Linked DNA regions of Homo sapiens: all the other regions are linked to region 4. A link is a loop called in an ENCODE intact Hi-C map of the cell type or tissue named here. Cell type or tissue: endothelial cell of umbilical vein. All regions are shown on one strand.

Evidence for each region. Hi-C counts contacts between places; a loop is a spot of excess contacts. Peaks named below come from ENCODE experiments on the same cell type or tissue, not always from the same donor. Only the 100,000 strongest peaks of a DNase experiment are listed, where the experiment ranks them.
Region 1: it touches region 4 in a loop (7-fold over the local background); 7 of 110 quality-filtered maps call a loop at or near these places.
Region 2: a loop joins it to region 4, with 4 times the contacts of the local background. A loop is called at or near these places in 7 of 110 quality-filtered maps.
Region 3: it touches region 4 in a loop (33-fold over the local background); 2 of 110 quality-filtered maps call a loop at or near these places.

Annotation. Positions count from the first base shown.
Region 1 is chr10:119,913,705-119,921,704 of GRCh38, forward strand. SEC23IP (SEC23 interacting protein) reads left to right here. Exons shown (of 19, transcript NM_007190.4): 7 at 1,026-1,115; 8 at 2,044-2,185; 9 at 4,132-4,340; 10 at 4,689-4,807; 11 at 5,740-5,892; 12 at 7,185-7,280. Among named protein-coding and RNA genes, the nearest start is that of SEC23IP, 25 kb to the left of the region's middle. In endothelial cell of umbilical vein, no CTCF peak of the experiment used is centred here; no DNase peak of the experiment used is centred here.
Region 2 is chr10:119,833,236-119,841,235 of GRCh38, forward strand. It overlaps MCMBP (minichromosome maintenance complex binding protein), which reads right to left. Exons shown (of 16, transcript NM_001256378.2): 11 at 7,608-7,725; 12 at 5,300-5,465; 13 at 3,661-3,794; 14 at 2,305-2,469. Among named protein-coding and RNA genes, the nearest start is that of MCMBP, 36 kb to the right of the region's middle. In endothelial cell of umbilical vein, no CTCF peak of the experiment used is centred here; no DNase peak of the experiment used is centred here.
Region 3 is chr10:120,732,272-120,740,271 of GRCh38, forward strand. The region is part of intron 2 of LINC02930 (long intergenic non-protein coding RNA 2930); the gene reads left to right. Among named protein-coding and RNA genes, the nearest start is that of WDR11-DT, 110 kb to the right of the region's middle. In endothelial cell of umbilical vein, a CTCF peak has its summit at 3,714 (motif pointing left); DNase peaks (open chromatin) are centred at 840, 2,620 and 3,690; H3K27ac peaks cover 2,644 bases.
Region 4 is chr10:119,682,596-119,690,595 of GRCh38, forward strand. LOC124902513 (a long non-coding RNA gene) reads right to left here and starts at 76. Exons shown (of 2, transcript XR_007062312.1): 1 at 1-76. It also overlaps the pseudogene TXNP1. RefSeq lists a silencer at 1,112-1,291 and enhancers at 4,041-4,977, 4,978-5,914. In endothelial cell of umbilical vein, a CTCF peak has its summit at 4,055 (motif pointing right); DNase peaks (open chromatin) are centred at 4,276 and 4,956; H3K4me3 peaks cover 476 bases; H3K27ac peaks cover 2,203 bases.

The DNA of each region.
Region 1 (8,000 bases), 230 kb after region 4:
TGGTTTTGAACTCCTGACATCAAGTGATCCACGTGCCTCGGCCTCCTAAAGTTCTGGAATTACAGGCGTGAGCCACCACACCCGGCCCACAAAACTTTATGTTATTTTTATGTTTTTCCTTGAATGGTTTCCCCTTCGTCAAAAACTTTATTTATAAAAGCAGGTGGCTGGGCCTGGTGGCTCACGCCTGTAATCCCAGCATTTTGGGAGGCCGAGGCAAGTGGATCACCTGAGGTCAGGAGTTCGAGACCAGCCTGGCCAACTTGGTGAAACCCTGTCTCTACTAAAAAAATACATATATAAAAATTAACTGGGCGTGGTGGTGGGTGCCTGTAATCCCAGCTACTCAGGAAGCTGAAGCAAGAGAATTGCTTGAACCCGGGAGGCGGAGGTTGCAGTGAGCCGAGATGGCGCCATTGCACTCTATCCCGGGCGACAAGAGTGAAACTCCATCTCCAAAACAAAACAAAACAAAACAACAGGTAGGATGTGGGTAGGATTTGGCCTGTGGGCCATTGTTTGCCATTGCCTGCTTTGGTGTATGTGCTTTGGTTTCTTCTGTACTATTACTTAAGAATGGATTTTATTTTTACAATTACATACACTTCATGTTTATTGAAGTGTATGTAAAATGTTTCAATAAAATGTATGTTTCTTGTAAAATAAATACTCACACGATGAAATCTGAGTAATCTCCACTGGGGCTTAGTGTCCTGGGGAGTTCTGAAGCATCACAAGGTTGTGGAGCCTCCATAGATACAAACCTGCTGCTCATCATGTGCTATTAGCTTCCAGGAACAGAGAGAGCCTGCTGCCTCCACCTCTTGTTCTAGTTCGCTTTTATATGCCAAGAGGGACAAATTGTTCCTCTAATTTGATAGGGGTAATGAGGCTTATTCTCTTTGAAGGGTCATGAATTTCTTTGGCAAGTTTGTGATGACGAAAGGGATATCTAGAATATTGCCATTAGGAAAATCCAAACAAATTCCCATCTTTTATGTAGGTTTAAAAATTTTTTTTGATAGGGGAGATGCCTCAAGTTGACCATTTGGTGTTTGTGGTGCATGGCATTGGACCTGTGTGTGACTTACGCTTTAGGAGCATTATTGAGTGTGGTAAGTGTTGGGTATATTGTATTTCATGGGATGATCTGAGAACTAATAGAAGAGCTTTGGAGTATTCATTTTTAGGATAGTTCCCAGCTGTGTACTACTTGCTGAGGAGTCTGTAAGAGGAAATTTAAATGGTCAGTGGGAAATACTAAGTTGTACTTGATTTGCTCTTGTGACATATGTGACGCATACAATCCCAGACTGTGAGGAATTAGAAGGGATCTTGGAAGTAGTTTAGCCTTGTTGACAGCCTTTGCCTGAGCACCTGCAGCAGCTAGGAGCACCTCTGCATTGAATGGATTTATAGTCAGTGAGTTGGGAGAAGTTGTTTAATGGAAACATGAATCTGCCTGGTTGACTTAAATTTTTGAAGTTTTATTTTTATGTCCATGTAATAATAGTTCGTATTTATTGAATATTTGGTATATGCCAAGTATCTTAGATGCCTTGTCATTTGACCCTCACAAATAAACCTTTGGGGTATAGGCGCTGTCACTGTTATCGCCACTACTGTGACTAATGAGGAACTGAGGCCTGGGATAGTGGGGGTTGGGGGTGAAGAGGTAAGGTAGGGGTTGGGGGTAAGTGAAACTCTCCCTTATCACAGTCAGTAGGGCCTGGAGCCTGGAGCCGGCAGTGTGATTCCAGAGCCTTTCCCCAAGGTGCCACGCTACCTCCCAGCAGTGGTGGTTAAACTGATATATCCCAAGCATCTATTCCTTTGCAATAATGGAAAGTTTAAAAGAGGTTCCCAAAAGTTACTTATTCCTTTCTTTTTAAAAAATTTTACTAATTCTCTTATCCTCATTTTTTTCTTTAAAAAATGTATCTTTATGTTATTAAAAATACTGGCATATTTGAGGTAACTGCTGACTAGCTATCAAGCTAGGAGAATTTAATTTATTTTCTCTTTTTTTTTTTTCTTTTGAAGTGGATGATTTTAGGGTGGTTTCTCTCAAATTGCTGCGGACACATTTCAAGAAATCTTTAGATGACGGGAAAGTAAGCAGAGTGGAGTTCCTTCCAGTTCATTGGCATAGTTCTTTGGGTGGGGACGCCACAGGTGTGGACAGGTTTGTGGATTTTGATAACTTGTTTTTCAGATTAGTCATATTTAAATTTAAGATTTAAACCGTAATATGAAATAGTTTATTGTAGCTTCAATCAATATGTTTTTAAAAATTGTATACTTCTGACATATAATTAAATATTGGCTGTAAAGTTTACACACTACTTTTCTCTCTGTGTGTGTGCATTCCTTTTGTAAATATTTAAGAGAATCTTAAGAAATTTTAGCTGGTTTTAAAATACAATTTTAATCTGTAGCAGTTTAGACAGGGGGCTGTCCTTTATGTAGTAGGATGCCTAATGGGCTTTCCACCCCAACAAAAATGTCTCCAGAAATTGCCAGATGTCCCCTGGAGGGTAAAAATCACCCCTGGCTGAGAACCACAGATTCAGAATATTGTTTCTCAGTGGAGATGCTCTTGTCAGGACAATTCTTTGCTGTCGCAGTGCAGACCACTTAACTTCCTTAGTGTAAAGGCCACTCAGTACTAGCAGTGCTCACCAGGCACTGTGACAATTAAAAATACTCTGCTCAATTTTGAATGCTCCCAATTGAGAATCATAAATACAGGTAATAGTTATGCTGGCACATGTCTAGATTTTAGTGAACACCGTAATGTTTCAGGGTACATAGTTTAATAAAACTATTTCTACAAACAGCGTTTTGTCTATGTTAGGCCCTATTGTAAGGGTGTTTTCTTTCTCTGTGTGTATTCCTAAACTTCATTTTGGTCATTCTCAAATTAGGGAAGATTTTTCATTCCATGTAGCCCTGTTTTTTCTGTTTGATATTCTCTTTAGTCCTTTTGACCCACAAGTTTTGTCAGGTGTCCAGATTTGCAGTTAACTGGAAGAAAAATGGAAGAGTAATCTTCCCTCTTTAAAAATAAAATAGAAATCTTTGCATATGACTTATATAGCAACTAACTCTTCAGAGAATCCCAAAATTCATAGTATAGTTATAGGCACAAATAACTTTAAAAAAAAAACTGAATTGTTTTTGAGACAGCATCTCACTGTCACCCAGGCTCTGGAGTGCGCTGGCATGATCATGGCTCACTGTAGACTTGGCCTCCTGGGCTCAAGTGATCCTCCCACCTCAGTCTCCCAAGTAGCTGGGACTATAGGTGCAAGCCGCCATGCCTGGCTAATTTTTAAATTTTCTGTAGAGATGGGGTCTCACTGTGTTGCTCAAGCTGGTCTTGATCTCCCGGGCTCAAGCGGTCCTCCTGCCCTAGCCTCTCAAAGTGCTAGGATCACAGGCATGAGCCACCACATGTGGCAGCACAAATTTTTTTGGTTTACCTTTATTTATACTTTTAATTTTTTTTTTGATGTGGAGTCTCGCTCTGTCACCCAGGCTGGAGTGTGGTGGCACAATCTCGGCTCACTGCAACCTCCACCTCCTGGGTTCAAGCGATTCTCATGCCTCAACCTCCCAAATAGCTGGGTGTACAGGTGTGTGCCATGACTTGTGGCTAACTTTTGATTTAAATTTTTTTTTTTTTTTTTGAGGTGGAATCTTGCTCTGTCGCCCAGACTGGAATGCAGTGGTGCAGTCTCAGCTCACTGCAACCTCTGCCTTTCAGGTTCAAGCAGTTCTCCTGCCTCACCCTCCTGAGTAGCTGGGATTACAGGTGTACACCACCACACTCGGCTAATTTGTGTATTTTTAGTAAAGACGGGGTTTCGCCATGTTGGCCTGGTTGGTCTTGAACTCCTGACCTCAAGTGATCCACCCACTTCAGCCTCCCAAAGTGCTGGGATTACAGGTGTGAGCCACCGCATCTGGCCTATCTTGATTTATTTATAATGACTATCTACAGAAACAACTCATAGTCTGTGGGGTTTTCTTAGTGTATTTTCAGGAGTCAAAAATCTAAACTTTAAAAAAATCTGTAAATTTAAGGTAGATGCTGACTGAATGTGCTGTATTTTTCTTTTTAAACAGGAATATTAAGAAAATCACTTTGCCAAGTATTGGTCGATTTCGTCACTTTACCAATGAAACTTTGCTAGATATTTTATTTTATAACAGCCCCACCTACTGTCAGACAATTGTGGAAAAAGTAGGAATGGAGATAAACCATCTGCATGCACTCTTTATGAGTCGGAACCCAGACTTCAAAGGAGGTGTCTCTGTTGCTGGTCACAGTTTAGGTAAAACTGTCAAATATTCACATTTTAAATACAATTTTTGTTGAGTCATAACTGCTTTCAGTGTAGGTGATATTGTTAGTGCAAAATTAAGAATTACAGATTTTAAGTTTCAGAAAAGGTAGAAATGAATGCTCTGAGTTTAGATTCTGCCTTTTCTATATTCACCTCTAGTATTACCTAGGGAATGCTATGTATTTTACTTTATTCTGCTGTTTGATAAAATAATTAATTATCAGGTCTTGAATAACATGTAACTTCTGTATGACTTTTGACTATAGACAGTGAAAAAAGAATTAGTGTTATAAAAGTACCTACTACATTATAAGGCAAAATGTTTCTTTTTCATAGGTTCTTTAATATTGTTTGACATCCTGTCTAATCAAAAAGATTTGAATTTATCAAAGTGCCCTGGACCTCTTGCTGTTGCTAATGGAGTTGTGAAGCAGCTACATTTTCAGGAAAAGCAGGTACGTCTGTACGTGGCCAATTAACATTTCGATTTAGAGTCTATGGAGCTGAACAATTTTCAAAAGTCTGAACTGTTTCTTGAAACTTTTGTTTGTTTGTTTGTTTGTTTGTTTGTTTTAACTGAGCCTCATTGGTTGCTTGGGCTAGTCTTGAGTTCCCTCCTGGCCTCAAGCGATCCTCCTGCCTTGGCTTCCCAAAGTGCTGGCATCAATAACTCTTCAGAGAATCCCCAAATTCAGAGTACAGTTATAGGCCCAAATATAATAGCTTCCGTGTCCAGCCCTGAAACTGGTTTTACATATTAAAGTACACCGAGGTTTAGAAATGGAATGGAATCATATAGCTCATTATTTGAGTTTCTCACTCTTCTTCTTTATGGGTTATAAATTTAAATGTGAAAGTTTGTGATTTTTAAAAATGTAAATTATAGGAAATGGAGACTTGAGTGATTTATTAAATTTATATACTTTTCAGAATATTCAATTTTTTTTTTTTTTTGAGGCGGAGTTTCACTTTTGTCACCCAGGTTAGAGTGCAATGGTGTGATCTCGGCTCACTGCAACCTCCGCCTTTCGGTTTCAAGCGATTCTCCTGCCTCAGCCTCCCGAGTAGTTGGGATTACAGGCGCCTGCCACCAAGCTGAGCTAATTTTTGTGTTTTTAGTAGAGACAGGGTTTCATCATGTTGGCCAGGCTGGTCTTCAACTCCTGACCTCAGGTGATGCACCTGCCTCAGCCTCCCAAAGTGCTGGGATTACAGGCGTGAGCCACTGGGCCTGGCCAGAATATTCAAACTTTGAATGGCAAAGTACTGTGCCTAAAATTATGATTTCTGTGTAAAGCAAAATTGTTTGAGAGTTTTCGTAGATCAGCAGTCATTATATGGGAGTTTTTCTGAGCTTGTAATGTTTTTCATACTTTTTTTTTTAAAGATGCCTGAAGAGCCAAAGCTGACTTTGGATGAGTCGTATGACCTTGTTGTTGAAAATAAAGAAGTCCTAACTTTGCAAGAAACTCTGGAAGCACTTAGCCTCTCTGAATATTTTAGCACTTTTGAAAAGGAAAAGATTGATATGGAGTCCCTGGTACTGATCATAGTTTGCTTCATTTTGTTTGAAATTGTTTTTCTTGTGTAGATTGAAAATTAAGAATAAACATTTTCGTATCAAAATACACTCCAGAGTAGACAAAGACTGAAATGTTTTAAAAAATTGAAAAACACAGAAGAATATTTTTTTATAATCTGAAAGGCTTTTCTGAGTATGATGCAAAATCCAGAAGCCATCAAAGAAAAAAATTGTATAACAGTAGACACCATAAACAACATCTAAAGGCCAGTGATACATTTGCAACACACATTATAGACAGAGGGCTTACTTCATTGATTTTCAAAGCTTCTACAAATCAGTTACAGAAAGACCATCACATCAGTGTGATATGTAAATAGGCAAAGAATATAAACATGATTTACAGAAAAGGAAATAACAAATGGTGTCTTCGCATATGAAAACTCATAAGAGAAATGGAAATTGAAAGTACAATGGGATTTTTTTTAACTTACCAGTTTGAAAAAATAGGAAGTTTGAAAATATGCTATGTGGCCAGGGTGAAGGGAACTAGGCATTGTTATATATTGTTGGTCAGACTGTAAAATATTACAAACTCTTTGGAAGGCAGTTTGGCAATATCTTTAAGAATATAAAAATTACCCTTTGCTTCATCAGTTTCATTGCCAGGAATATTTCCTATAGAGAAATATTCAAACAAGAATTATCTACAAGGATACTCACAGCAGTGTTTGCAAGGTAACAAAACATTAGAGACACCATTGGTGTTGAGGAGTAGGGTGCTAGTGAAATCATTTATGGTGCATCCGCATAACGGAGTACCCTACAGCTGTTGAATGAATGATGCAGTGTCAGAGATACCCGTCTCTAAGGTACATTTACATGAAGAGAGCAGAGTTCATTACTGTGTGCATAGTAGAGCACACACACAGAGAAAAACATGTAAGTGCTATGCATACATAAGACATCGCTTCAAAGAGAGCAAGTTTCCACAGTTGCGCTGAGAGGAGAATTCTATGTTTGGGACAGCAGTGGGAGGAAGATATTTCATCGTATGCTTGACTATAGCTTTGGAATTTTGTATACCATATGTGTATTTTCTGTTAATTAATAGAATGATTTAGGTGTGGAAGCCTAAGATTTTATAGCCTAAACTGATGCATGATTTAAATACAAAATAACTAACTTGTAAAAAGTTGAGTGGCTCTTAGATTGCTTTAGATGATGTGGTTTCTTTATAATTTTCATATTCTCATTTCAGTTCTTCTATCACTAGATTGATTAATGTGCTTGTCTGTTTCCTTTTAAAGCTTATGTGTACAGTTGATGACCTGAAGGAAATGGGGATACCCCTTGGACCCAGAAAGAAGATAGCTAACTTTGTAGAACATAAAGCAGCCAAACTGGTAAAGTTCACCTCTGACTCAAGAAAAACTAAAACTCATGGTGTGACCAGCTCGTTTATATTATAGAAAATTTTAATACTACTATGGTTAGGTAAGCTAGTTTGCTCCCTACCTAGGGCACAGTAATGGAGCTGATGGAAACCCAGACTTAGGAGTCAGAGTTGGGCTTAAGTCCACATTAGGCTAAGTGACCATCCTGGTTTTCCTGGGACTAAGTTCCTAGGATGAAGGGCTTTCAGTTTTAAAATGGATATTTAAGGTTTTCCTGGTGCAAACAGTGGTTAAGTTCTGACAAATAAATTCTCAGCTCAACTGCTCATTAACTGCGTATTAATGAGCAATTTGTATTTGGTTTTATTCATTTGTTTATTTTGAGATGGGATCTTGCTGTGTTTCCCACTGCTGGTCTCAAACTCCTGGGCTCAAGCTATCCTCCCGCCTCAGCCTTCTGATCATGAGTGATTTTCTTAATTTTTCTGATCCTTTGTTTTCTTCATTTCTAAAATGGAATAATACCTTCCTTACAGGATTGGAGTAAGCATGAAATAATGCATGCAAAGCTTAGCACCAAGTAATAGCTCACTTTCTTCCCAGTCCTTACCATCTAAAGAGATGAGGAAAAACATACACACTGAAGTCTTAAACACTAAACAGCAAAAATTGTTAACAATACAAAACAAGGCAACAGCTAAAAAGCATTTAAAACTAGAACAACTGGAA
Region 2 (8,000 bases), 150 kb after region 4:
AAAGTTACTAAACAACCTACCAACAGTAACAAACAGCAACAACAATAAACCCTAGGGAGGTTTAATTTCCAGAGTAACTTCCAAAGCAGAGTTGCCATATTATATAATTTAAAATGTCTGGTTGTGGCTAGATGTGGTGGCTTACACCTGTAATCCCAACACATTGGGAGGCCAAGGTGGGAGGACTACTTGAAGCCAGGAGTTGACCAGCCTAGGCAATAAAGCAAGACCTCATCACTACAAAAAAAAAAAGAAAGAAAAAAAAAGAAAAGAAAAAACAAAAAAACAAAACTTTAGTTGGGCATGGTGGTGCACACCTATGGTCCCAGCTACTGAGGCAAGAGGATCACTTGAGCCCAGCAGTTTAAGGCTGCAGTGAGCTGTGGCTGTGCTACTTACTATTCCAGCCTGGGTGATACAGTGAGACCCCACTGACCAAATAAAATGTCTGGTTTTCAACAAAAAAGTACAAAGAAACCAGAAGGTATGGCTCACACTTTGGGGATAAGGGAGTCAGTAGAAAACTGTCCCAGAGGAAACTCAAACATTAGACAAAAAGACTCTAAATTGGCTATTTTAAACATTCAAAGAAATAAAGGAAACCACATAAAAAGAACTTCAGGAAAATATGAGAATCACCAAATAGAGAGTATCAATAAAAAGAGAGAAATAATTTTTTAGAAGAAGGAAATAAAAATTCTGGAGTTGAAAAATATAGTAAAAATTCTCTAGAGGTGCTCAGATTTGATCAGGCAGAAGAAAATCACTAAATTTGAAGATAAGTTCACTGAGATTAGTCTAAGAAACAGAACAAAAAAAGAAGAATGAGGGAAAATGAACAGAGCCTTGAAGACCTGTGGGATACCATTAAATGCAACATCAGATACACAGTGGTAGTGTCAGAAGGAGAGCAGAGAGAAATGAGGCAGAAAGAAACATGGCCAAAACCTTCCCAAACTTGTTGAAAACTTCCCCAAAATATGAATTATTCTGCACCTCCAAGAAGCTCAACAAACTCCATGTAGGATAAACTCAGAGATCCACACATAGACACATCATAATCGAAACTGTCAAAAGCCACAAAATCTTGAAAGCAGTGACAGAAAAATGACTCAGTGTGTACAAAGGATCCTTATCAGAAACTAGTTGGCTTCTCAGTAGAAACCAGAGGCCAGAAAGTGGTGGGAGGACATATTCGAAATGATGAGACAAAGACTATAAACCAAGAATTCTACATCCAGCAAAACTAGCCTTAAGGAGAAATTAAGACATTCCCAGATAAACAAAAACTTAAAAGAGGGCTGGGCGAGGTAGCTCACACCTCTAATTCCAGAATTTCGGGAGGCTAAGGAGAGAGGATCACTTGAACCCAGGAGTTCGAGACTAGCCTGGGCAACATAAAGAGATCCCCTATCTGCACACACACAAACACACACACACACCCAAACAAAACAAAAAAACCCAAAAAACAAAGAATTAGCTGGGCACAGTGGCACATGCCTGTGGTCCCAACTACTCAGGAGGCTGAAGTGGGAGGATCGCTTGAACCTGGGGGGGTTGAGGCTGCAGTGAGCCATGATCACAACACTGCACTCTAGCCTGGATGACACAGCGAGACCCTGTCTCAAAAAAAAAAAAAAAAAAAAAAAAGAATTTGCACAAGTAGACCTGCCATGCAAGAAACACTAAAGACAGTTCTTCAGGCTGAAATGAAAAGATACTAGACAGTAACATGAACCCACATGAGGAAATAAAGGGTGCTGGTAAAAGTGATTGCATAGGCAAATAGAAAAAATAGTACAGAAGTCTTTTCCATTTCTAACTTTTTTCTCTAAAAGACAACTGCAAAAGCAGTAATTCTAAATGTGTTGATGGACATACAATGTACTGAGAGGTAATTGTATGACAGGAGCACAAGGGAGAGGAGAAGGAACGGAATTATAAAGGGGCAAAGTCTTTGTATAATATAATTAAAATGGCATTAGCCACACAAATTTTTTTTAAATTAAAAATAACTAAACAAACTGGCATTAATCCCTAATAGATGATTATACTAACATGTTAAGTTTATCCCCCAAAGACAACTACTAAGAAAATAACTTTAAGAAACTTCAAGGGATTAAAATGGGACACTGGAAAATACCTATTTCAAACAAAAAGACAATAATGGAGTAACAGAGGAATAAAAAAAGACATGACAGAAAACAAATAACAAAATTACCTTATCAGTAATTATGGTAAATGTAAATTGGTTGCATACTGCAATTCAACACAGGGAAATCCTTTATTTTAACCTAGACATACCTTGGTTATTTCATCAGATATGCTATATTCCAAGAATCTCAAAAGAGTTAGATAAATGCGGAATTTGTTCAGCACGGAAGGCAGCACCGCTGAGAGAAGGCTGTTCATGTACTCCTCCATGTTTGGTGGAATTAGCTGGGGCTGTAAGTGAATCTGGCAGTCTGCCTGAAAAGAGAAGGAGTACACTGTATTTTCTGAGTTCCTAAATTAATCTACATTTTTAAAGAAAGATGCATCATCTCTGTCAGCCCCTATGGGAATTAGAAAATACCACTTATTATTTAGGGGGAGGGAATAATGTTTTTTTTTCTGTGTGTGAGACAGGGTTTTGTCCTGTCACCCAGGCTGGAGTGCAGTGGTGTGATTGCAGCTCACTGCAACCTGCTTCCCAGGCTCAAGTGATCCTCCCACCTCAGCCTCCTCAGTAGTGGGACCACAGGTGCACGCCACCATGCCTGACTAATTTTGGATTTTTTGTAGAGACAAGTTTCGTCATGTTGTCCAGGCTGGCCTCAAAGTTCTGGGCTCACGCAATCCACCTGCCTTGGCCTCCCAAAGTGCTAGGATTACAGGCGTGAGCCACCGCAGCCAGTGAGCATCTATTTTTAATATTAATTTACATGCTTTATAACTACCTCAGAAATAATTATGAAAGCTTTTTCTTGGTTACTTATGTTTCCTCAATGGTATCAGTAAGCACACAAAAATGTAGCCAACCTCTAAAAAGCAGCTAATTAAAAAGGTCTATCAATACTTGCACACAGAAAACATATCCTTGAGCCATTTCATTCTTAGTCAAAGGCGGTTTCTCATCAATCGCAGGTGAATACTATTATTCAGAGACTACACACCATTTGACAACTGGGAGCATTTCCCATCATCCACAGAATTAAAAGCTCTCTTTACCAGCCACTCTGAAGACATACCAGAGCATTTCACCACAAAGCATGAAAATAACTACCAAGTGACCAAGGACATTTTAAAAGAACTCTGAAATATTTTTCACATAAGATTAGCAGAAAACAATGGGTCAAAGGTAGCAAGAACAGAAGTCTGGATGTTAAAATCAGGCAATCTCGCTATGCTCAGATGTGGGTGTTTCTGCTGCCAACAGCCTTGCTGGTCTCATGACTTGCTGATACCTGAGCTTGGTAGATGTAAGGTTTTCATCCATGGCAGTGCAAAATACTCAATTCCCTTAATGATCAGCAGTCACAGTTTTTTTTTTTTTTTTTTTTTTTTTTTTTTTTTTTTTACAACAAATGTAACTTATTAATAAGCGGTACCAAGAAACAGCAAAAATGTAGGTATTTTTCCAATGTCAACCTCCCTCCATTTAAAAATGACTCATCATACCGGGAGGAGTGACCTCCCCTCCGAAGTAATGAAAACGTTAATATTGCAGGGGAATTCCATCTGATGGTAGCTGAAGTCATAATCCACCTTCTGCCACGTTATGAGGTTGCTCAGGGCTGTCACATTATGAACACCTACAAAGGCAGGAAAACACTTTCAGTCATTTGACTTTAATCATCTAAACACATCAGTTTTGCTGACACCGATGATGAGCCATGAAGTTTCTACCACTTTTAATAAAGGGTATGAGGCGCTGTCCAGTTTACTAAGCTAAACGTCACTAAGTGTGTAGGCTTACAACAGTCTTGGTCAAGGTAGAACTTTCTGGGGGCAGGCGATACCCCCGCAAATCTAATACCTAGCATCTGGTATGCACCTAGACATAAAATAGTTCCCAAGTATGATTATTTCTAAGTGGTGTATTTACAGGGCTAAACCAAGGAAACACTAAAACTACCGTCATACATAGATCAGCCTAGTGAATTTTACAGATTTTATATTCCCCTTTGCCTTAAACATGCCCAGTCTACCTCATTTTTTCTTCTACCTTTACCTCTTGAGCTGATCGCCAGCAGTGTATTCTTAATTGTCTTCATTTGAGCACTGGTAAACAATCTGCTTTCTTGTGATTTTATAATATATTCCGCAACTGAGGTTAGTGCAAACCATTTGATCTATTATTTCTCAGACATTCTCTGAAAACCATTTACAAACTTTACAACGGGAGGTTAAAACATAATTAGCCAGGCGTGATGGCGGGTGCCTGTAGTCCCAGCTACTCGGGAGGCTGAGGCAGGAGAATGGTGTGAACCCGGGAGTTGGAGGTTGCAGTGAGCCAAGATTGGCCACTGCACTCCAGCCTGGGCGACAGAGCAAGACTCCGTCTCAAAACAAAAAAAAAATTATATTAGATCTTTTCTACACTTCCCTTTTGAGGTATTAGATGACTAAAGGCAAAGCTTCCTCCCATTTCAGCTTTTTAAAAAGCTATTTGGGGCAGGTGCAGTGGCTCACACCTGTAATCCCAGCACTGTGGGAGGCCAAGGCAGGAGGATCACTTGAGCCCAGGAATTCAAGATCAGCTGGGCAACATAGCGAGACCCTGTCTCTACCATTCCTTACACTCACTGAAAAAAAAATTTTAGGTTATATACAACTACGCAAAAGAACCCAACACTGTAGGCCCATAAAGACTGCTCCAACCATTCGCTGACACAATAAAACTTTTCACCAAAGAACCCTTACGACCCTCAACATCTAATACTACCCTTTATATTACTGCTCCATTATACTAATACTACCCTTTATATTATTGCTCCATTATATAATATATAAAATATATAATATATGATATATATTAAATGAGACATTATATATTATATATGATATATATTATATAAGATATATTATATAAGATATATATCTGTTCCATTGTACTACTTTCAGAATACTATGGCAAAACATAGTTGGTGTATATAATTAGTTTATAACATATGCTTTAATCAAATTCATATGCCAAGCCTTTATCTTACGTTGTTAAATGTGAATTTGTCCATAGATACTCTTCTAAAAGTTATTCCTAGATCTGGCTTTAGTGCGAAGGAAGTCAGAAATGGAAGAGAAACATCTATGTACGTACCTGGGGTATCCAGCTGCCCCTGTTCCAGGAGAGTCTCATCGATTACAAGGGAAGTATTGCTGGGCAGCTGGAGGAGCCCACTGACCAAGCGATTGGCTGTGTAGTCTTTGTGGGGAATGAATTTCAAATGGTTCATGTTCTCTATAGTCATCTGCAGACGAAAAGACTGCAAAGAGAAATTTTTTAGTGAACAAGAATTTAAGTTTCCCTGTTTTAAGAAAATATGTACTTGGAATTAAACATTGTGTTTCATATGGAAAAAGTGATCTTATAAATTTCTAAGGGAGTAGTGATATGGTTTCTTGAACTCCAGAAGCAAAAATAGTATCTAGATCTTACATTTGAATTTCATCCATTTTATGAGCTACTTTATTCTCAAATGTCTTGTTCAATATTCTTGAAAATCAATTTTAATTTAACCAATGAAACAAATGGTAGATAACTGACATATAAATATTAAATACCCCAAAACCTAACCTCTTTCACCTAACACAAGCTAGCTAGCAAAAAGAAAATGTTAATTTTACTCTTCAAGACAGGGAGAGAAAAGCTTAATTTTCCTCTATATTCTTTGAGTTAAAATTGTATTCATTTATCATAGACATTTTTGAACAAACTTTTCAGAGAAAAATCAAGGAGCAGAGCACACTGAGCTGTGGATGGACCTGCAGCTCTCAGGAGGTGCCTCCAGGACGCGAGCACCTTCTCACTCAGTGTTTAACGAGTAAGCGAACCATCTATGCTCCTCCTCCAGCTCTTGAGCCACCATTCCCAACACCCTCTGTGCTCTGCCTTATACACCAATCCATTCTTCCATCCCTCCAGCCTCAAACAATGTGGCAGGGATGGAGAAGAGGGTATGGTGGGGGAAGGCTGTCAAGGAAGAGGTAAGATATATTGCGAAAATTTAGAGGAGTTTTGTGTATTACCTCAGTGATTCTAAGAAAACGGGGAGCTTAGGGGTGCTTAAATGACCTACCATGTATTAATTTATTTGTTGGTCTTCTACCTAAACTCTGTGAGGGCAAAGGATCTGTTTCAATAATTCTCAAAATGTGGTCCCGAGAACCCCCAGGGAATTGCTTAAACCCTTTTACAGGGTCAATCAGGTCAAAATCATGCATGGATAAAAGATCCTTTCAATGTGCGAGACTAATGAATTTTACCATAGCAGACTATGGAAAGTTTACGAATAGGATTTCAGATTCCACACTTAACTATCTTTAAGAAAATCTCATGTGGACAGTTTTGGTCTAGTATCAAAGACCACCACCCAGTTATCTGCAAAGGCTATCGAAACCATCCTTCCTTTACCATCTACTTTTCCATCTGTGTGAGGCCAGCTTTCCTTCATATACTTCAACCAAAACCTGAGACTACAATAGACTGAAGGCAGAAGCAGATACAAGCATCCATTGTCTCCTATTAATCCAGACATTGAAGAGATTTGCAAGAATGTAAAACAATGTCACCTTTATCACTAATCATTTTTGGCTTGGGAAAAGTTGTTTTTATAAAAATATTTATATGTAATTTTTTATTTTTAATAGGTGTATTTACTTTATCTTCTAGTTTGGTAAATTAATGATAAATATAATCATAACGTGAAAAACAGCTCTTTGAGTATGAACACATTTTTCAGAGTGTAAAGTGAGTCTAAGGAGACTGAGAACTGCTGGTATATTCCAGTCCACTTCTGCTTCTTGAGGGCCTGGACGAGTGTTAGCACTGAGACACTGAATACATTCGGTTCAATAAAGATCTAGTGCACCCTCTTCAATTTCCAAAGAAGTGATCAGTATTTTCAGTCACACAACTAATCAGAAGCAATTCCCCTGTTCCCAAGATCCTACCACCACGCAAATACTGCATTCCAGATACCCTGGCAAATAAAGTGAGCTCAACTTTCCAAACAGGAATTAAAATTGAGGCAATGGAGATAAAGAACTTTATTACCTCAACTAAAAGAATTATGCTCCTACAATTTAGAGTTTATTTAGATTTAAGACTTTAGTGTACAAAAAGGATACCAAATTGGACAAATTGGTATCAAGAGAGTGTAATTTTAAGGGAGTTACTACAATTGTTTTGTTAGACTTACAGAAATTTGTGCTTAGGCAAAAAGACAAAAAAAAGTGAAATGTTTAGGGGAACGTACATTTTAAATTATGTAATTTGGCAGGCTTTGTTTCCCCTTAAATAAGATCTATTAAAATCTCTAAGTTAAATATTTGAAGTGAATGAAAGACAGTTAGATGGATTTTTTAAGTGTGCTTAGGTTTATAATACATATTTATATTCATCTTACTGCTGGAACAAGATGTTGAATAATTCGATACAAGTGTTCTGTGAAGGTACTATTCCGTGGGCAACCACTCAAGTTAACTGTAAATTTTCCTAGTGGAAGGACATCTCTTCTTGTATATCTAGAAAAGAAAGAAATCAATCAATAAGATGCTGAAGTGACTTCCTGATTTCTATCAAATAGCGAAGAATAGAAAAATTAGCTTAATATTGTCATTAAAAATAAACCAGAATATTCTGACCAGTTATTTTATCAGAATAACAGCAATAAAAGTAATAGCCAATATTTGTACGTAAGTGCTGCTGGTCACGTGCCAAAGACCGTTCTGAGTATGTAAATGCTTCCTCATTTAACCCCTAACCATTCAGCGGTAGGTGCTGTTGTCTTTGCTTCACA
Region 3 (8,000 bases), 1.0 Mb after region 4:
TCTATGACTAACACGTTAATTGATTAAATCATCCAATCCACTGGCCAAACTAGTCAAACAGCCAGCAGGTTTATGATATAGAGGTGAGGGGAATGAGCTTGATGGTGTTATAGGATGGACAGTGGCTTTGGAATCAGAAAATCTTGTCCTGAATCAGCCTTCACTAACTCAAGTCAGTTGACTTCTCCAAGTTTCTATTATTTCATCTATAAAATGATTCCCAATCTAACCCATTCAAGATGGGTGTTCAGAGAAGCAAAGAAATATCATATTTGAGAGAATTTTGTAAATCAAACTGCCATAAATTGTGCCATTTATTAATGTTTGATATTTTACAAAATGATTTTTACTTGTTTTACACAGTTGTTAATTAAAATGACCAAATCACTTGGTTATTGCTTGTAATATATGTGGAATCCAACAGTTTTTTTAACCTACAAGTACATGAATCAGCCTTGAAAACAAGCACGATGATTAATATTGAGTGTCAACTTGATTGGATTGAAGGATGCAAAGTATTTGTTCCTGGGTGTGTCTGTGAGGGTGCTGACAAAGGAGATTAACATTTGAGTCAGTGGACTGGGAGAGGCAGACCCACCCCCAAGCTGAGTGGGCACCATCTAATCAGCTGCCAGCGTGGCTAAAATAAAGTAGGCAGAAGAAAGTGGAAGGAGAGAGATTTGCCGTGTCTTCTGCCCTTCATCTTTCCTCCATGTTGGATACTCTTAAGTTCTTCAGCTTTTGGATTCTTGGACTTACACCAGTGATTTGCTAGGGGCTCTCGGGCTTTCAGCCAGACTGAAGGCTGCACCATCAGCTTCCCTATGTTAGAGGTTTTGAGACTCAGTCTGGATTCCTTGCTCCTCAGCTTGCAGATGCCCTATTGTGGGATCTCACCTTGTGATCATGTGAGTCAACTCTCCTAATAAACTACCCTTTATATATATATGTGTGTGTGTGTGTGTGTGTATGTGTGTATATATATATATATATATTCTATTACTTCCCTTCATATATATAAATATATATAAAAATATATATAAATATATATAAATATGTATAAATATATATAAATATATATAAATATATATAAATATATATAAATATATATAAGTATATATAAATATATATATAAATATATATAAATATATATAAATATATAAATATATATAAATATATAAATATATAAATATATATAAATATATATACCAATATATAAATATATAAATATATATAAATATATATAAATATATAAATATATAAAAATATATATAAATTATACATATATAAATATAAAAATATATAAATATATATATAAATATATATAAATATATATAAATATATAAATATATATATAAATATATATAAATATATAAAAATATATAAATATATATAAATATATATAAATATATATAAATATATATAAATATATAAATATATATAAATATATATAAATATATAAATATATATAAATATATATAAATATATAAATATATATAAATATATATAAATATATAAATATATATAAATATATATAAATATATAAATATATATAAATATAAATATATAAATATATATATAAATATATATAAATATATAAATATATATATAAATATATATAAATATATAAATATATATATAAATATATATAAATATATAAATATATATATAAATATATATAAATATATAAATATATATATAAATATATATAAATATATAAATATATATATAAATATATAAATATATATATAAATATATATAAATATATAAATATATATAAAAATATATATAAATATATAAATATGTATATAAATATATATAAATATATATATATATAATATACTACTACTCTCCTTCAGATAGATAGATAAATAGATAGATAGATAGATATCCTATTAGTTCTGTTCTGTCCCCTTAGAGAACCCTGACCAATACAACGTTGGGAAATGTCCTAACTCATAAAAATGGAGACCCTTTCTCTCTTTCTCCCAGGAAATGTACAGTTTACATTCATGCTTTGATTCATACTTTGATTGATTCATTCATCCATTCATTCATTCATTCACTTTTCTTTTTTCTATGTGCCAGGCATTATGATGGGTAATAGAATGAATAACGTACAATCCTTGCCCTTAGTAGGTTAAGCAGCCTCATAAACACATCATTATAATCCATTGCGTTAAACGTAGTGCTAGGTAATTGATCTGGGAAGGAAATTCATAGAAGACTTCCCGGAAGAAGTGACATCTAAATTGAGTCTTGAAGAAAAAAAATAAGTTATTAGCAGCTAAATACATGGATCTCCTTTGTGACCCTCCAAGGGCAGATGGCAAGACTTGGTGGTGATGGATGGACTTCACTGTGAATTTCAGGTCTGAAATGACTGAAGAAACTTGATGACTTGGCTGAGAATGTCCTTCAATAATCTGCTATATGCATAGGGCTTCTCTATTGGGTGTCTTTGGGCAGATGTTTGCAAACCTGGCTTATTTAATGTATGAAGTTTCTACAATGGACCGTGTTTGCCTTAAAAAAGGAAATGATTCTTTACTCTTCTCAAATGGTCATAAAGAAGCAACTCATGTTTATGTAATGCAGCTCAGTGCTGAGGCTGAAGATAAGAGTGAATTTCGATGGAGCTCTTCCAAGCACTAAAACAAAATGAAGGAAATAAGATACGATTAGACCAGAATTCATGGAAGTGAGTCAAATATACATCTCCACCTACAAAGAAATAGTCTCATTATCGCTTTAAAAGATTTTTATGTGGGAACATCATGTGCGTATTGTTTCATAATTACTCTTTAACATGCAGTAAAAATAATTTTGCATGCACCAGTTTGAGTGTTTATTGGCTTCCCTAAAAGCAAAGGCCTTGAGGTACTAATTGGGACAGAGGCGGGAGGAGAACAGGGTCAGAGAAGAGACCCAAGGAATGTCAAAATCAGTCATTTGCTCCTAAGTGGTAGGAAACAGAGACATTTTTGGTTCCAAGTTGCTTGTTTGGGCCTAGTTAGAAAAGTTGGTTAAACTCTGGGCATTTGCAGGTTGAGAGCTATTTGTTTATGTGAACTAGAAAAAAGTATCTTTCAGGACCAAAGGTATTGGGATGGGTTCAGTGGAGAGGGTGGATGTACTTTGGGCTCAGAGCTTAATATTGATCCTATAGATCAGGGGTCCCCAACACCAGGCCAAGGACCCATACCAGTCCGTGGCCTGCTAGGGACCTGGCCACACAGCAGAAGGTCAGCAGTAGGCCAGTGAGCATTACTGCCTGAGCTCTGCCTCCTGTCAATCAGCAGCAGCATTAGATTCTCCTAAGAGCGGGAACCCTATTGTGAACTGCACATGCTAGGGATCTAAGTTGCACGCTTCTTATGATAATCTAATGCCTGATGATCGGAGGTGGAACAGTTTCATCCCAAAAGCATTCCCCGTCATCCATGGAAAAATTATCTTCCATGAAACTGATCCCAAAGCGTTTTGGGACCACTGCAGATGCCTGGGGATACCTGACATCCGATTGCATAACAAACTTCATCCTCTGAATATTCATAACCATGAGTAGTGTTTGCATTATAGTAAGTGGTGTGTGGACAAATACTACAACCATTATAAATAAACTGTGGTAGTAATTGTAGTAATAATACCTGCTTTGAATTAAGGAGGTGTGCCATTTGCCTGGTATTTTAGATGTGCCATCTAGTGGTCAGAAGGAGCATTTTCAGATTATTAAAGTCGCTCTAGTACTCAGAGACACTTGCAATATTCTGAGTACTGATTATTTCACGGTAAGTATCCACTATGTTTCTTCCTCCAGGGAAATAATTCATCATTTTTGGTAATGTAAGTCTGAAGCTTTTTTGAAATCCTTTCGTCTGTGTAAAGCTAGTTTCCATCTCATCCTCTTCTATAAAATAAGATACTCTCTATTTGCTAAAGACAATTTAAACTGGGTCTCAGGGGAGGAGCCAGAACATACCAACAGGTGTGGGCAAAAGGACAGGTGTGGGCAAAGGGACAGAAAAGGTGGCTTGGCCAGATTGTGACACTTGTCGTTGTCACAGCTAAAATGTTTGAGGTTTGGCATTTAGGGGACACTGGAATGTCAGCAGTAAAGTGATGGGTCAGGGCTGAGATGCAAAAAGGTAGCTTGGTGTCGAGCAATGTGAGGCCAGAGGCAGGACACCTGGATGATGGGTGTGACGGTGGCCCAGCCAAGACACAGACATGGCCTGAATCAGACACAGAGTTGGTGATGGGGAGGGCTGGGGGATGCAGCAACATGACCCGTGGGAAGTGGGACATGGCTACAGGCAGTCTGCAGGCCAGTCTGGCACCACTGCATCCTGACACCCGGCACATGGCAGGTGTGGAGCAGCCAGGAGGGAGAGCCCCTGAGCCCCTGCCTGATCAGCTCCTCCCTCCCTCCTTTCCTCCCTACCTCCCTCCCTTCCTTCCTCCCTCCCTTCCTTTCTTCCTCCCTTCCTTCCTTCCTTTCTTTCTTTCATTCCTTCCTTCTTTCTTTCTTTTTTTTTTGGAGTCTCACCCTGTTGCCCAGGCTGGAGTGCAGTGGTGCAATCTCAGCTCACTGCAACCTCTACCTCCCAGGTCGTGATTCTCCTGTCTCAGCCTCCCGAGAAGCTGGGAGTACAGGTGCCCACCACCATGCCCAGATAATTTTTTTTGTATTTTTAGTAGAGACAGGGTTTCACCATGTTGGCCATACTGGTCTCGAACTCCTGACCTCAAATGATCCACCAGCCTCAGCCTCCCAAAGTGCTGGGATTACAGGTGTGAGCCACCATGCCTGGCTAGCTCTGTTTTCTTAATGAGAAAAGGATCTGCCCAGGAGGAGTGGAGTGGCACACCGTCAGGGGCTTGGAGACAGAAAGGAAGGGAATAAGAAGAAAATCAAAAGTATCTCAAATTGTACTGAAGCACTGCTTGGGCTAAAAACCACCAGCGATGTGGGCATCTATTCAGCAAGGTTGTGCCATTCTCCCTGTGCCAGAGCAGAGGGACAGGATAAAGTTTGTGCAAGGCCAGAGAGGGAGAAGACAATACTGTCATGTCCATCAGCCCTGTCCTTGGATCATCAACTGTTAACTGCAGTCTAGCTCCGTGAGGCTTGGTAGCTTTGTGGTTAAGACCCATCCCACCTCTGCTGCCCGTGGGGCCATCCTTAACCTCTCTCAGCCTCAGTTTCCTCACCTGAGAAGCAGGGATCAGAACATAACCTATCCCCCATGCAATGTAGTTGCAATTCGGTGGGGTAGTTCATACAAAGTGCCTGGCCACGAGCCTAGCGCATTGCTGGTGCTAAGTTGATGGTAGCTATTACTTTCTGCAGAAATGAGTATTTCTGTGCACACTTCATATATGGCCTACAAAGAACTCACTGCATCATTCCAGAATTTAGCTGTTGCCCTGCCACTTGAATCTTTGAGACTAAGAACTAATGGATGATGGTTCTAGTTCTGCCACTTCTCCCACCTTTTTTGGGTTTTTGACTCACACACACACACAATGAGAAGGAGAACTCTCCCACTCTGAATATTTAGGCATGCCACATTTCGTTTTATTTATTCACTATTCTCGGTAGCCGGATATTTTTGCACTGAGGCCATCTATAAAATCAAAAAAATGAAATCCAATCTTGGCTAACTTTGTAGTTAATTAACACATTTCTTTAGGCTCTTTATGAAGGAAAAAAGAAACAAATAACTTTTCACTTCTTTCTGCATGTGCCTGTATGGATGAGTAGAAGGAATTACTGTAATTAATGCTGGATTTTAAAATACCAGTATGGGGAGATAGCTAGCATCTTCCAAATAAGGAGATGAGTCAGAGCCTCAGAGATGCTATGGTGTTTAGATAAATGTGAGTTATTAGGTAACCAGGAAAAATACATTACAGAAGGCAACACATAGGGCAATGAAGCTGCAAGCCAGCACGTAAATTGCGAGCCACAGTCCTGAGTGCTCTGGTGGATAGCAGGTTTGTAACTCTATACAAAACCTATGTTTTCCTACCTAAGAAAGGGCAGAGGGTTTTGTCCAGTAAGATCTCTACCCTTCAGGACTTCCAGGTACTGTTTGATTTCCATTTTTCTGACTCAAGGTGGTCTTCCCGGGGGCCATGCTTTGGGAAAAGCTTGTATCTCTAAATTCACTTGATCTCCTCTTGCTGATTCCTGTAGCATCCTGGAGAAGTAAGAGTTGAAGAACTTCCTAGACTTCACAGAGCTCTGGTCTGGGGGCCTCTCTCCATTTGTTTTGTTGTTAAGGCCAATTTTAAGAACAATCAAACAGAAGGTTCTGGAGAGGGGAAAAAACAAATTGAAAAGGTACAAGCTAAAGAACTTAATACAAGAGAAAGTGAAGGATGTGGGGGAAGGACTAGAAATAAATCCTAGGAAAGCTACAATTCATCAGGTTTGAAGTAAGTGCATTTTCTAGTGGCTCATGGATCACTGGCTCATGAAAGAAGAAACAAAGAGAGATGTAAAACCTGGAGACTGACCCAGCAAACTCATTAGCCATCAAGCTGCCTATAGCCTTGCCTGCAGGAGGAATGGGAGCAGGACGAGGGCTCTGAGTCAGACAGGGAATGAAGCTACACCTTAGTCGGGAGGCTCCGATCCAGTGATGACCAACCCTTATTCCATTATCACCTCCCTATGGAGTCTCTTAAGACATTGTTTATCTAACCACCCCTCCTTGTGATACCACAGATACACCATAGAGCTCTCTATGTGCTGTGGCCTTTTAGAGGGCCACAAACTATTGTAATCTCTAAGATTTTCACCCCCAAGAAACAATTTTTATCCCCTGGGGGAGTGATGTTGCCCCTAGGTACTTACTGTATGCCTGGCCCTGGTGTGTATTATTTCATGTAATCCACTATTCCCATTTGACATATAAAACTTAGAAGGGTTGAATAACTTGTTCTAGGACAAAGAGGATTTCAACCCAGGGAGTCAATGTCAGCTCTGCCCTCTTAACAACTATGCTTCTGTTCAAGATCACAACCCGCCCTGCTCGTAACCACCATACTGTCCTGCTCCTTATTTGGAGAGGTTGGACAGTCTCAACTGGGATGCAGAAATAACATCCCTGTAGGCAGGACTCATGGGATCATGACAGGTGCCAAAGGGGTCCCCTCATATAAGCACCTTCCACTGAGGTAAAAGCAATGAGTGTGAAAACAGATTTAAAATCTAGTGCCTTGTTAAAAAGTCCTGTTTTAGACCATTACAAGACAGAAATCTCTGACTCCATTTTCCTCTCTCTAGAGTTCTGTATTACAAACTGCCCAGCATGGAAGCACATTTCTAATCTAAATGATCTCTACAGATTTTACCAAGGTGAGGAGCCCAATGTGGATCCTTTCATCCTAATGCAGTCTTCTGTGAACCATTCCTGATAGTTACCCATACTCTGCCTGAACATTTTCCATGTCATTCCGTCTTTCCTCATGGAAAGACACCTCCCTTCACCTCTTTTTATTTTAATCAGGCAGGGTATAACCTACATGAAGTAAGTTATACCATTCTTTTTGTTTGTTTTGTTTGTTTGTTTGTTTGTTTGTTTTGAGACAGAGTCTCGCTCTGTAGCCCAGGCTGGAGTGCAGTGGTGCAATCTTGGCTCACTGCAACCTCTGCCTGCTGGGTTCAAGCAATTCTCCTGCCTTAGCCTCCCAAGTAGCTGGGATTACAGGCACCTCCCACCATGCCTGGCTAACTTTTTGTATTTTTCGTAGAGACAGGGTTTGTTGGCCAGGCTGGTTTCAAATTCCTGACCTCAAGTGATCCGCCCGCCTCAGCCTCCCAAAGTGCTAGGATTACAGATGTGAGCCATCGTGCTTTCTTAAGTGTACAACTCAATGACTTTTAGCATGTGCATGATTCCGTGAACTGATGTTTGTCATCATATACATTCACTTCTCGTAGGCCTATACTTAGGAATGGGATAGCTGAGTAATAAGTAATGTTTAGC
Region 4 (8,000 bases):
CAGCTTTCCAACTTGTCTGTCCCCACAATCATGTGAGCCAAATCCTTAAAAAAAAAAAAAATACACACATGGCTGGGTGCGGTGGCTCATGCCTGTAATCCCAGCACTTTGGGAGACTGGGGAGGGTGGATTGCTTGAGCCCAGGAGTTCAAGACAAGCTTGGGAAACATGGCAAAACCCCATCTCTATTTATAATAAAAATTAAACCCACACACACATACACATCCCCACCACACAAGCGCTGTATATGTGTATTTTGTTTCTCTGGCGAACCCTGACTGATGCATACTGTTCACACTCACCGGTTCTCCAGCTTCCTCCTCCCAGACCCCAGTCATCTCTGGGTCTGTTTCTGATACCCTCTTTTTTTCTTTCTTCTTTTTTTTTTTTTTAAAAAAGAGTAGAATTCATATTTTGTTGTCATCCAGATGGCAGTTGGGTTTATAGTCTCCATACTTTATACTTTATGTAAATAAAAATAATTACAAGTTTTAAATAGCCAATGGCTGGTTATGTTTTCAGAAACCATGATTAGACTAATTCATTAATGGTGGCTTCAAGCTTTTCCTTATTAGCTCCAGAAAATTCACCCACTTTTGTCCCTTCTTAAAGAACTGGAAAGGGCCAGGCACGGTGGCTCACACCTGTAATCCCAGCACTTTGGGAGGCTGAGGCGGGTGGATCACCTGAGGTCAGGAGTTCGACACCAGCCTGACCAACATGGAGAAACCCCGTCTCTACTAAAAATACAAAAATTAGCCAGGCCTGGTGGCGCATGCCTATAACCCCAGCTACTCGGGAGGCTGAGGCAGGAGAATCACTTGAACCTGCGAGATGGCGGTTGCTGTGAGCTGAGATTTTGCCATTGCACTCCAGCCTGGGGGACAAGAGGAAAAATCCATCTCAAAAACAAACAAACAAACAAACAACAAAAAAAAACTGGAAGGTTGGCATGCATTTGACTTCACATTCTGAAGCAACATCCTGACAGTCAGCCACATGTACTTCAAAGAATACCATGTTGGAATACTTTTCAGAGAGGGAATGAAAGAAAAGCTTGATCTTTTTGCAAGGCCCATACCACGTGGCTGAGAAGTCAACCATGACAAATTTATCACCTGCAGCCTCCAAGCCTTCCTGAAAAGCAACCTTGCTCTCAATTTGCTTCACCATCTTGGCTGCTAGGGTCTGAGGAGCAGCTGTAAGAACCGATGGAAACGGATCCAAAAGTGCCGGATCGAGCTTGGAGCTCTGGTACCCTCTTTCTCCTGAATGCCAAACTTATCTATGCCTACAGGGCACACAGAAAGGTGAGCATTCAGCTGATATCCTCTAGGAACCTGGAATTCAAATCCTGGGGTCCCCTCAGGGATCCCCCAGCACTGAGTCAGCTCTATCCCAGCACAAGCCTTCCACAAGGTGCGATCCCACAGTTCACAGAGGCCAGCCAGGTGGAGGATTGACAGAGCCAAGCTGTCACAAGTTGGATGTAGTCTGGGGGCAGAGCCAGGGACTGATGCTTGGCCCCACGCAGCAATTGTCATGTGGGGCATTGGTCCAGCGTTACAAGAGATTTCCAATTTTCCAGAAAGACCAGAAATTTGTTCCTGTGAAATCTCTCAATTTTTAATTTTTTTTTTTAAGATGGAATTTCACTCTTATTGCCCAGGTTGGAGTGCAGTGGCGCAATCTCTGCTCACAGCAACCTCCACCTCCCTGGTTCAAGTGATTCTCCCATCTTAACCTCCCAAGTAGCTGGGATTACAGGCACCCGACACCATGCCCGGCTAATGTTTGTAATTTTAGTAGAGACCAGGTTTCACCACGTTGCCCAGGCTGGTGTCGAACTCCTGACCTCAGATGATCTGCCTGCCTTGGCCTCCCAATGTGCCGGGATTGCAGGTGTGAGCCCCAGCCTGACAATGAAATTTTCCCATCAAGAGGTATTAAGGGAGGGACAGGCTTCATGAACCCTTTAAAAAAATGTTTATGTCACTTTTCACTCAGGGCAATGAGTGCTTACTTGCCCTACATTTTCATAACCAAAAGAGTACACACAAGACTCTTGTCTAAATGTGACTGTTCTCAGCCAACTCTGTCCACCCTCTGACACTGAAGTAGCTGACATAATTTAAAAATGTCTCCCAAAAGGTGCCCAGTTTCATTAACATTTTTTGGAGATAATTTTGACTAATTATTGGGTCACAAATTTCCTTCAGACAAAAAAAGACAAAAAGGCCCATTATCCCAAATATATACCTTTCAAACCCTTAGGATTTAAAAATACTAAAAACATGGTAACTTCTCCATGTTTGTTTTTTGTTCCTTATATTTCACTCTAACGATCAAGATACAAGAAAATACATAGAGGCGATCGATAGCTACCCTGATTTGATCCTATGCATTTATACATGTATCAAAATATCTTCAGGATAAGAACAACTATAATATATCAATAGAAATTTAAAAATTAAAGAAATTAACAAAAGAGTCTGTGCATGGTGGCTCACGCCGGTAATCTCAGCACTTTGGGAGGCCAAGGCAGGTGGATCACTTGAGGCCAGGAGTTTGAGACCAACCTGGACAACATGGCGAAACCCCGTCTCTACCAAAAATACAAAAAAAATTAGCCGGGCGTCATGGCGCATGCCTGTAATCCCGGCTACTTGGGGGGCTGAGGCTGGAGAATAGCTTGAACCCAGGAAGCAGAGGTTGCAGTGAGCCGAGATCACGCCACTGCACTGCAGCCTGGGCAACATAGACTCTGTCTAAAAAAAAAAAAAAGTAAGAAATTAACAAACAAAAGAAAATATATTGTTTAAAAATAAAATTACATTTCATAATTATTGCACGAACAGATTTAAGGATAAAGTTTCCAGTTAGAATGAAAGAGAGAAGGCATGTGTTTACAAACAAGCACGAGGCCCAAGAATAACTTACTGATTAGTATAAAATGTAAATGGTTGATTTTGCACAAATGCGATTTTTCTTTCTTTCTTTTTTATTTTTTTGTGGTCCACTGGAATGAGAAACTCAAAATCTTTCTTTAGAGCTAAGGCTTTTTTCTTCAATCGACTTCCTCAGGTTGAAAGGAGTTAAGGCTTTACCAAAGCAATTTGAAGGTTTGAAATCTCCAGGGAGATTGATTTATGAGTACAGTACACGTTAAGGCTACCTCTGACCTTGGCAGATTGTGGCTGTTAAATTAGGCCCTGGAGTCCTGAGACAGGGGCTCTTCATCTTAGCCTCCTAGCCTCCTTAGTATCTCACTGTGTGTCAGCAATTCCATGAATCCCATTGGATTCATGAAATTTCATTCATGGAATTGGATTCCTACTCATGGAATTTAATGTAATTCCATTGGATTCATGGAATTCCACTTCAGTTCTGTGATTCTCAGTAATATTTCTTTCTTTTTTTTTTTTTTTTTTTTTTTTGAGACAAGGTTCCTCTCTGTCACCCAGTCTGGAGTGCAGTGGCACGACTTAAGCTCACTGCAACCTCCGTTGGCCTCCCTGGCTCAAGCAATTCTCTTGCCTCAGCTTCCCCAGTAGTTGGGCACCACCATGCCCGGCTACTTTTCGCATTTTTCGGTAGAGAGGGGGGTTTCGCCATTTTGGCCAGGCCGGCCTCGAACTCCTGACCTCAGGTGATCCTCCCACCTCGGCCTCCCAAAGTGCTGGGATTACAGGCGTGAGCCACCGTGCCTGGCCAGTTCTGTGATTCTTTGGAGTGCCATGGCGCCATCTCGGCTCACTGCACCTCCGCCTCCCGGGTTCAAGCGATTCTCCTGCCTCAGCCTCCTGAGTAGCTGGTATACAGGTGTGTGCCACGACGTCAAGCTGATTTTTGTTATTTTACCTGAGACGGGGTTTCACCATATTGGCCAGGCTGGTCTCAAACTCCTGGCCTCAAGTGATCCACCTGCCTCGGCCTCCCAAAGTGCTGGGGCTACAGGTGTGAGCCACCACACCAGGCCTCAGGTCTGAGGTTCCTAATTCAGGACTCACCCGCACTAATTGAAACCTGAGGTGAGGGATTTCTCCTCGCTGACCAGTAGGGGGCGCGTCGTGACTGCGCCTTCTGCTTTCACTCCCCGCGCAGGGAAATCCTGTCCTGCTCTCTCAGGGAGCAGTTCCTGACGGTGGGCTCCATTTTATAATAGAATGACTCACCTGAAGAATCACTTCTTTCATTATTTCGTATTCCTCACAATACCAGTGACACACAAAGGCTTTATTTGAAAAACCAAGTAAAGGAAACGAGCACAGGATGTCTGTGCTGGTCTGGTCGGCGTTTATCTCAGCTGGTGAGAACGCAGCCACGCCTCTGTTCACACTGTCATTCCTCCAATAAATAAGATATCCCTGTTTTCTAAAGTCAGGGAGATTTATGAGTCAGAAGTAATCGGATCCACAATCTGATTAGAATTCTATCCTCATAACGGGAGCTGACCGCATCCGCATCCATTTGTGGTCCGGCCCAGTCACCACTTGGTTGGTGTTCTAGCACTATAAGCCAGACTGTGGGGTGGGGGAAGGTGAGTGCTCCCCGCACTTTAATGCCGGGCTTATTTTTCCCTAAGGACCAGGATCGAAATAATGTTAACAGGAAAAACATGCTTCCTCGTATGAGACTGCAGTATTTCACCTTGTATGAGAAAGGAAAAATGAAGGGTGAGACCTGCTTGTTTCTTACATAACTAGGGAGAAATCCATCCCCCCTCTCACCCCGTAGCTCTTCCTGGTGGCAGTAATGATCAGAACCGGGAGTACCCAACTTCTTTCATGCTTGGGGGACTAGAGCTGCCCCCTCCATGCAGAATGGGCAAAGTAAGGGCAGAGGAGATCCATTAGCATCACAATAGGCCTAAAGCCTGCATTTGAAAGCTTCAAGAAAAGACTGAGAGGCAATCTCTTGCTGTTTCCCCTAAAGGCAGATTGGCAGATCAGTCCTCCTATCCGGAGCAGCTAGAAAAGCTGGCAAAACAAACAAGACCTATCTGAAGGTGAGCCGCCAAGGGGGTGAGGATTTGAGGGTCAAGGTCCTGGAGAGAAGGGTTAGCAGAGCTTTGAATTTTGAGGCATTTGCCTATTTCATGAGGCAGAGAAGCTCCCAGCAGTCTCATGCTAAGGAAGGAAGAGCTCAAGTAGTCGCCGCCAGCTTTCAACTTCCAAAGGGCCTCACCCTTTGGAAGGAACAGGAATGAAAATAGAGAAACTCTCACAAAGACTGAAACCCAGCTTCCCATTGGCTTACCGTTTGACTGTGTTACAGGAAAGGGGTCTTGATCCAGACCACAAGAGAAGGTTCTTGGATCTGGAGCAAGAAGGAATTCAGGGTGAGTCCATAGAGTAAAGTGAAAGCAAGTTTATCAGGAAAGTAAAGGAATAAAAGAATGGCTACCCCATAGGCACAGCAGCCCCGAGGGCTGCCGGTTGCCCATTTTTATGGTTATCTCTTGATGATATGCTAAACAAAGGGTGGATTATTCATGCCTCCCCTTTTGAGACCATATAGGGTAACTTCCTGATGTTGTTATGGCATTTGTAAACTGTCATGGTGCAAGTGGAGTGTGGCAGTGATGACAACCAGAGGTCACTGTTGTCACTATCTTGGCTTTGGTGGGTTTTAGCCGGCTTCTTTACTGCAACCTGGTTTATTAGCAAGGTCTTTATGACCTGTATCTTCTGCTGACCTCCTATCTCATCCCATGACTTAGATTGCCTAACCTTCTAGGAATGCAGCCCAGCAGGTCTCAGCCTTATTTTACGCAGCCCCTACTCAAGATGGAGTTACTTTGGTTCAAACGCCTCTGATAATTGGATTAGGGCAAGCTTTCGCAACCTCAGTGCTATTGACACTGATAAATTGACATTATCAGTGGACCATCCTATGCAATGTTTAGTATTCCTGGCTTTTAACCACTGGATGCCAGTAGCACCTCTCCTTCCCCAAATTCTGACAACCAAACTTTCTCCAGACATTGCCAAATGTCCCCTGGTGGGGAAAATCACCTGTGGTTGAAAACCACTGGATTAAGGGTGCCTGCCCAGACCCCAACTGCCTTCCAGAAGCAAAAATAAATCTTACTATCATCTAGGGCCTCAAATTATATCTGTAATTTTTCATACATGATATGCAGCACTTAATAAAGAACAAAGCTTTAAAATACATAACAAAGTTGACAGAACTAAAAAGAGAAATAGACAAATCCACAATCATAGTGGGAGATGTTAAGACACATTTCTGAGAAAATGATGGACTAAGCAGAAAAAAAAAATCAACAAGGTTAGGGTAACAGGGTAAACTACGGAGAGAAGTATCTGGAGGAAAAGAGAAAGGTATCAGGTCTGGGTGCGTGAAAGAGGGGTTGGCAGGAAGGGGGGTATTGAGCGCAGATGGAGAAATGGAGAGAAAAGGAGGGTCTTTGTGGGCCCCCTCTTTCTGGAGGCTTAATTCTATAAGACCTTTTCCGCATGAACGGTACAAGGGAACTGTGTCGTTTCCTTTGTTCCTTCATCCAGACTATACTGGCTGCTCTGTGAAATCTATCTGTACCTCCAGTCTGCCGGAGGCATGTGAACCAGAGCAACTTCACCTTGAATAGGAGCTGGGTAAAATGAGACTGAAACCTACTGCACTGCATTCCCAGAAGGTTAGGCATTCTAAGTCACACGATGAGATAGGAGGTCAGCACAAGATACAGGTCACAAAGACCTTGCTAATAAAACAGCCTGCAGTAAAGAAGCTGGCCAAAACCCACCAAAACCAAGATGGCAATGAGAGTGACCTCACTGCTACACTCCCGCCAGCACCATGACAGTTTACCAATGCCATGGCAACATCAGAAAGTTACCCTATTTGGTCTCAAAAGGGGAGGCATGAAGAATCCACCCCTTGTTTAGCATATAATCAAGAAATAACCATAAAAATGAGCAACCAGCAGCCCTTGGGGCTGCTCTGTCTTTGCAGTAGCTATTTTTTTTTTTTTTTTTTTTGAGATGGAGTCTTGCTCTGTCACCCAGGCTATAGTGTAGTGGCATGATCTTGGCTCACTGCAACCTCCGCCCCCCTGGGGTTCAGGCAATTCTCCTGTTTCAGCCTTCTGAGTAGCTGGGTCTACAGGCGCGCGCCACCACGCCCTGCTAATTTTTGTACTTTTAGTAGAGACAGGGTTTCACCATACTGGTCAGGCTGGTCTCGAACTCCTGATCTCAGGTGATCTGCCCATCTCAGCTTCCCAGAGTGCTGGGATTACAGACGTGAGCCACCATGCCCGGCCTTTGTTTTCTTTTCTTTTCTTTCTTTTTTTTTTTTTTTTTGAGACAGAGTCTCACTCTGTCACACAGGCTGGAGTGCAGTAGCGCGATCTCAGTTCACTGCAACCTCTGCCTCCTGGGTTCAAGCGATTCTCCTGCCTCAGCCTCCTGAGTAGCTGGGATTACAGGCGTGCGCCACCACACATGGTTAATTTTTGTATTTTTAGTAGAGATGGGGTTTCACCATGTTGGTCAGGCTGGTCTCGAACTCCTGACCTCATGATTCTCCCGCCTTGGCCTCCCAAAGTGCTGGGATTACAGGCGCCTGGCCACAGTAGCCATTCTTATATTCTTTACTGTCTTAATATACTTGCTTTCACTTTACTCTGCAGACTCACCCTGAATTATTTCTTGCGTGAGATCCAAGAATACTCTCTTGGGGACCCCTTTCATTGTGGACTCCGTAGCAGCCAGTGGGGTTTGGGTTGGCAAAGACTAGTGAGGCGGCCAAAAGGGTGGTAAGCACATTCTGATCAACTGGGAGAGTGTCTCCAGCAGAGCTGCAGCCCTCCACCCCTGCCATGGAGGTGCTACCAGGTGTCACTAAACTTAGAGAGTCCTATGGTCTGAGGCAGTTTCAAAATTGAGAGACAGTAAGACTGAATATTTAATTCCTGTCTCATCTCTCCTCACTGTATTTTAGCAAGAAGTACTCCAGGATACAGAAGAGGAGCCTGT